Linked DNA regions of Homo sapiens: region 1 is linked to region 2. Evidence: chromatin contacts called from ENCODE Hi-C or POLR2A ChIA-PET data. All regions are on one chromosome and are shown on one strand. Each heading gives the region's core, a stretch centred on a gene start or an enhancer-like site at or near the end of the contact. The rest is flanking DNA. Distances are from core to core; before and after follow the strand shown.

Evidence for each region. A loop is a pair of places that touch in the nucleus more often than their neighbours do. ChIA-PET counts read pairs that join two places held with the same protein, here RNA polymerase II (POLR2A).
Region 1: a map of endothelial cell of hepatic sinusoid shows a loop between it and region 2 (4-fold over the local background). The contact joins two enhancer-like sites. A Hi-C loop is called at or near these places in 1 of 168 maps with a recorded cell type or tissue (endothelial cell of hepatic sinusoid). POLR2A ChIA-PET finds 5 or more read pairs at or near these places in 3 of 52 experiments (CD4-positive, alpha-beta T cell, Panc1 and WTC11).

Annotation. Positions count from the first base shown.
Region 1 is chr15:93,330,492-93,333,542 of GRCh38, forward strand. The region is part of intron 5 of LOC105370982 (a long non-coding RNA gene); the gene reads left to right. Among named protein-coding and RNA genes, the nearest start is that of RGMA, 240 kb to the left of the region's middle. RefSeq lists enhancers at 957-1,558, 1,559-2,158. Within about 2 kb of position 1,385, at least 3 of the 41 ENCODE cell types and tissues checked have a DNase peak (open chromatin) inside an H3K27ac peak, as active enhancers do.
Region 2 is chr15:93,278,717-93,281,761 of GRCh38, forward strand. The region is part of intron 5 of LOC105370982 (a long non-coding RNA gene); the gene reads left to right. Among named protein-coding and RNA genes, the nearest start is that of RGMA, 190 kb to the left of the region's middle. RefSeq lists an enhancer at 1-698. Within about 2 kb of position 1,660, at least 6 of the 41 ENCODE cell types and tissues checked have a DNase peak (open chromatin) inside an H3K27ac peak, as active enhancers do.

The DNA of each region.
Region 1 (3,051 bases), core at 135-2,634, 52 kb after region 2:
CATTTTGCCTCATAATGCACATGCTGGAGCCCAAGCCCAATTCCTGAGATCTTATTAAGAAGCTGTCGGCCGGGCATGGTGGCTCATGCCTGTAATCCCAGCACTTTGGGAGGCCGAGGCGGGCGGATCAAGAGGTCAGGAGTTCAAGACCAGCCTGATCAACATGATGAAACCCCGTCTCTACGAAAAATACAAAAATTAGCTGGGTGTGGTGGTGTGCCCCTGTAAATCCCAGCTACTCAGGAGGCTGAGGCAGGAGAATCACTTGAACCCAGGAGGCGGAGGTAGTGGTGAGCCAAGATCATGCCGAGCCAAGATCGCGCCACTGCACTACAGCCTGGGCGACAGAGCGAGACTCCATCTCGGGAAAAAAAAAAAAAAAAAAAAAGAAGAAGAATCTGTTGATCACCAATTTCAGGTGTTTTCTATCTACAGGGAAATTGCCTTTCCCTGGTGCTGGCTGTCACAGTGTGACAACTGCCTGACCATCACCTGGTGGCCACCTGACTTTCCTGTTGGGGTGTGGGTTCGGGGAGCCCTCTTCTGTCCCGCTCATGCCTAACTAGCTACCTTCTGTAACAACCTTAACTAATTCATTTGCCGCAACCTTATTTCCAAATAAGGTCACATTCTGAAGTACTGGGGCTCAGGATTTCAACATATGAAGGGGAGTGGGCACAATTCAACCCGTAACAGCAGGTATAGAGTTTTTTGTGTGTGAGCTGTGTCATGTGCAAGCACTTGAACTTCAGGAATTTTCGCTTTTCCATTTTAGAGATAAGCCACATTTTTTGCTGTGAGATCAACACACTCCTTTCTAAGTTTTTGTCAAAATCATAACTTATGAAAAGCAACTCTGGGGATGTTGACAAAACTGGAAAAACAGATGTCTTGAGCCAACTGGGATCAATATGAGCCGAGCAGAAGCTTGAGAAACTCAGGTGAACAAAAACATAAATAATTGGTCTTGGTTGTTCATTCACCAGTTATCAATTTCACTACTTTGAGCTGATGATTTTGGCAGACTTAATGCCCTGAGATTTCACAAGTAAATGTTCATAGAAACTATTTACAATAACTGTATACCTGCTCACAACAGACTACAGGATTTAGAGTCCCTTTCTTTTCCCTCCTCTCTCCCTCCCTCTCTCTACTTCCTTTTTAGGCATAACTGTTAGTACAGGGCTTTACTTGTTAATTGTTCTTTTGTGATTCTGTTTGTGGCAATTAAATGCAGTGGAGGTTTGGTAATTAGCTGCTGTAATTAGAAACACCTTCGGGTTAGGAAGGTGTTTCCTTTTCATCACTTTAGGAGCTCTAGCACTCCCTTCAAAACGCCTGCACTTGGCTGTGGGGGAGGGGGGAGTGAGCAGCTGCACATCATTCACGCTGGAGGCGGCTTTCTGCTAACAACAACACCTTGCACCCTGCCTTCAGAATTCTCCCTTGCAGCTGCAAGCAGAACTGAAAAGTGTGCAGGGCTGCTCTTGCAGTTAATAATTCCCAGATCTCCTGCAGGCCCCTCGGCGCACACGTCTAGGCTGGAATCTGGACAGCGTTATCCTGGACAATTCAATCCCTGCCAGAAAGGTATCGCCTCCCCAAAGATTGTCTGTCTGCCTTTCTTCCTATTTTGGGCTAAAGGGACTTTCAGGAATTACATATGTACATATTTCATGTTCCACAATGGGAACGCTTGTATCTCACGTCAAAACAAAAGTTAAAGAAAAATGAAAAACCTCATGAATTGTCCTTTTAAAAATTCTCTGTTTCCTGAAAAACAAACAAAACACCAAAACAAAAAACTCAGACGAAATAAAACCCTGGTGAAAACCTCCAACTGGGAGTACTTGCTGCCTGATCTCCTGGCTGAGGGAAAGGGAAGTAGTGTTTCTAATCCATTATTACCAGACGCTGAGCTTCTGGGAAGAAAGAAATGCATCTTAAATTGTTATTTTCCTCTTCTTCTTTTCCCAGTCTTGACTCCTTTTTCTTTTGCATTGTTTGGCAGCTTCAGATTTCATACCAAGGGAGCTTGCTCAAGGGACTAAGAGGAGTTTGAGGGTGCTCTTTCTGGGTTTAGATCTGTAGGTACCTGCTGGCCTCTGACACCCTTAAAACCAGTGAGAGAAAAGAGATGGGGGCCCAGTACCCGGGCCCTGCTGGGAGCTCTCCTCAGACCGGTGTGCACCCAGAAGTCCAGATTCACTGGGTGGGGGTGGGAAGGGGCTTCTCAAGTTCCCCCAGAAGTACCCTGAACACCCCAAACAAGTAAATGCCTCACCCTCACGTCACCTCTCCTCCCCTCCCCCCGAGATCTGAGGAGGGGGACAGTCTTTTAAGTGGTTCCGCTCAGGTATGATATTTAGAATCTTTTTTAACTTTTAGAATCTTTTTTAACTTTTAGAAAGTCATGGGCCGGGCGCGGTGGCTCACGCCTGTAATCTCAGCACTTTAGGAGGCTGAGGTGGGTGGATCACGAGGTCAGGAGATCGAGACCATCCTGGCTAACACGGTGAAACCCCGTCTCTACTAAAAATACAAAAAATTAGCCGGGCGTGGTGGCGGGCGCCTGTAGTCCCAGCTACTCTAGAGGCTGAGGCAGGAGAATGGCGTGAACCCGGGACGCGGAGCTTGCAGTGAGCCGAGATGGCGCCCCTGCACTCCAGCCTGGGAGACAGAGACTCTTGTCTCAAAAAAAAAAAAAAAAAGAAATTCTTGTGAGTTTGGTATTCTACTCCATAATATACCAACTTTGGTGCTAGGGGAAAGATGATATTTTCTCCACCAGATCTGTGATTAAAATGGATGCTCCCGTGCGGGTGGTGCATGTCTATTACAACCCGGTGGGGGATGCTCTCGTGCGGGTGGTGCATGCCTATTACAACCTGGTGGGGGATGCTCTCGTGCGGGCGGTGCATGTCTATTACAACCTGGTGGGGGATGCTCTCGTGCGGGCGGTGCATGTCTATTACAACCTGGTGGGGGATGCTCTCGTGCGGGCGGTGCATGTCTATTACAACCTGGTGGGGGATGCTCTCGTGCGTGCGG
Region 2 (3,045 bases), core at 410-2,909:
CATTTTCACTTCTTCTGTGATTCTTCAGTTACTTCAGGCCATCTGGGCATATACGTGCAAGTCACAGGGGATGCGATGGCTTGACTTGGGCTCAGAGGCCTGACACAAACCTGTTGATTTCCTGGCCCAGCTTGAGTGATATTTCTCCTCTCTCCATCCCCAAGGGGACACATCACTTGATTTCCTGGCTACTTTTGCTCTGTTGTGGGTGAAGAAAGCCACTGCGACTGCATGACTGTGACTTAGATGGAGAGGGGAGGATCAATCTCTTTTTAATAGACAGAAGAGGGAGTGAGCTGGAGAGGCAGGCAGCGAGAGGGAGGCAGTTCTTTCACTGGTAGGGAAAGGACTTGTGTCCTGGGCCTGGATCACCCAGCTCTGTGACTCTCAGTATTCTATCTAATCTTCCTGGGCCTTAGTTTTCTCATCTGCAAATTGGGGAGAGGGATAGAAAAATTGGAAGAGACAAGCCTGACTGTGCAGTGGGTTTTCTTTCCTTTTTTTTTGAGACGGAGTCTCGCTCTATCTCCCAGGCTGGAGTGCAGTGGCGCAATCTCAGCTCACTGCAACCTCCATCTCCCAGGTTGAAGCGATTCTCCTGCCTCAGCCTCCCGAGTAGCTGGGATTACAGGCACCTGCCACCACACCCGGCTAATTTTTGTATTTTTTGTAGGGACGGGATTTCACCATGTTGGCCCGGCTGGTCTGGAACTCCTGACCTCAGATGATCTGCCTGCCTCAGCCTCCCAAAGTGCTGGGATTACAGGTGTGAGCCACTGCGCCTGGCCGTGAAGTGTGTTTTCTGTTCCATCTAGCAGTGTATCCAGGAGCCAAAGCTGGAGCCTGGGCTCTGGCACCCCCTCACCCCCACCCCTCACCCCTACTCCCACCCGAAGCAGTGGTGCTCATCCCCGTGCCACAAGCTCAGCCTCAGTCATGGGTGGGGAGAGAAAAGCCTTGCTCTGACCCCAGCTTAACCCTGGCCCCCATTCAGACGTATTGTTGCTATTGTTTTCTGGGGTTTGCTTCACCGGAATACTGCCCCTTCATGTTCTAAGATCCTTCCCAAGGAATACGCAAGTCCCTCCCCCACCACAGTGCACATTCACTAGATAGGGGAGACTTTACTTTTTTTGCTTGCAAAATCCAAGTCCTTTCACGTTTCCTCTCCAAAGTGATGAAAAGGAATTCGGCTGCCAGGACAAGTCACAAGGAAGATGAAAGCAGCTTTCCTGAGGTTCAATTCTTCCAGAAACAATCTTCCTCTTCCCTCTTCCCCCAACTCCTCCCCAACTTTCAATGCACCCAAGTGTATATTGTTTTTAAATGTCAAAGGGAAAAAAAAAAGAAAAAGAGAGTGAGAGAAAACCCATTTGCTCCTGAATGTCACATTCTGCTGAGGGAGAAAAGGCAGAAAGAACAAGTGTTGGAATTAAAGAGAAGCAGATTTTTTGTCTCCTTTGCCTTATTCAGGTCTTCGGGCCGGCCCCCTTTGCTCTCTCCTCTTCCTCGTTTCCCTCCCCTAGGCCGCATTGAAATGTCAAACACGGCAGTTTGCAGCTGAAAGGGGGTCCCTGGTGGGAACAGCCTGCCCTTCTAACCTGCAGGACCGAGCTGTTCCCTGCTCGCCCTTGTGTTTGCTTTTCCCCTTTCTTCCTCGCCGGCTAACGCCAGCAGCTGTTGTTTGGGACGGAGGAGGCGAAGGGGGAGGGAAAGCCTTTCCACCTGGGCGTGTGAAGGAGGCGCGTTACAAACAACGCTGGGCCCCTTCTTTCCCTCGAGTTTTTCCAACCTCCGGTTGACACAGAGATTGTCCCCTGGGGCCTTTTCACTTTCCGCCTGGGAAGAGAAAGGCCGGGGAAAGGAGCTCCCTGTACCCAGAGTGCCTGCCTCTGCCTGGGTCTCCTCTCTCCCCTTTCGGGGATTCTGTCCAGGCACGTTGGAGGTCAAGACAAAGCGGTGCCAACGGGCCGGGCGTGGTGGCTCACGCCTGTAATCCCGCACTTTGGGAGGCCGAGGCGGGCGGATCACGAGGTCAGGAGATCGAGACCATCCTGGCTAACAAGGTGAAACCCCGTCTCTACTAAAAAATACAAAAAATTAGCCGGGCGCGGTGGCGGGCGCCTGTAGTCCCAGCTACTCGGGAGGCCGAGGCAGGAGAATGGCGTGAACCCGGGAGGTGGAGCTTGCAGTGAGCCGAGATCACGCCACTGCACTCCAGCCTGGGCGAGGGACTCTGTCAAAAAAAAAAAAAAAAAAAAAAAAAAAAAAAGTGCGAGCGGAAGTAGAAGCGTTTTCCAACGCCCAGAGTTGGTGAAGGTCTAGGGAGAGGATGTTTCCCTATATTGCTGGCGAAGGGGGACATTGGTCCAGCCTTTCCAGAGGGCTTCTTGGTAACATCAATCAACACCCTTCGAAAAAGTGCAAATGCTCAATTCAGCAATTCCAGGTCTAGGGATTTTCTCCTAAGAAATAATTAGGCAAAGAGCCAAGAGTTATGCACAAGGATGTGTGCCTCAGGAGTGTTTATAATACAGCTCAATTGGAAACACTTTTCTCTCTGTCCAGGATTAAAAAAATGAAGGCATGTTATCTCATGGAATAGTATAGGGTCATTGTAAATGATGATGTAGATTTATATTTGTGTATGGTAAATGTGTTACAGGAAAGGGTCCCGATCCGAACCCCAAGAGAGGGTTCTTGGATCTCGCCGAGAAAGAATTCAGGGCCAGTCTGCGGTGAAAAGCAAAACCAAGTTTATGAAGAGAGTAAAGCAGTGAAAGAACAGCTACTCCATAGACAGAGTAGGACGTTCCTGAAACTAAGAGGAGGAACGTGTCCATCCTAGGTAAAACGGTTCTATATGTGGGGAGATGTTCTCTGCTACAAGGGTTCGTGATGAAGGATTAATTTTCTTAATTACAATATTTTGCAAGAATCGATATTATCTTTAAAGCAAAATTAGGAATGTTTTTGTTCTCCAGATATCAAGATATCTGCATGCTCCCAAATCTGGGTCTGTTTAGTAAACATTATTAATTTGTT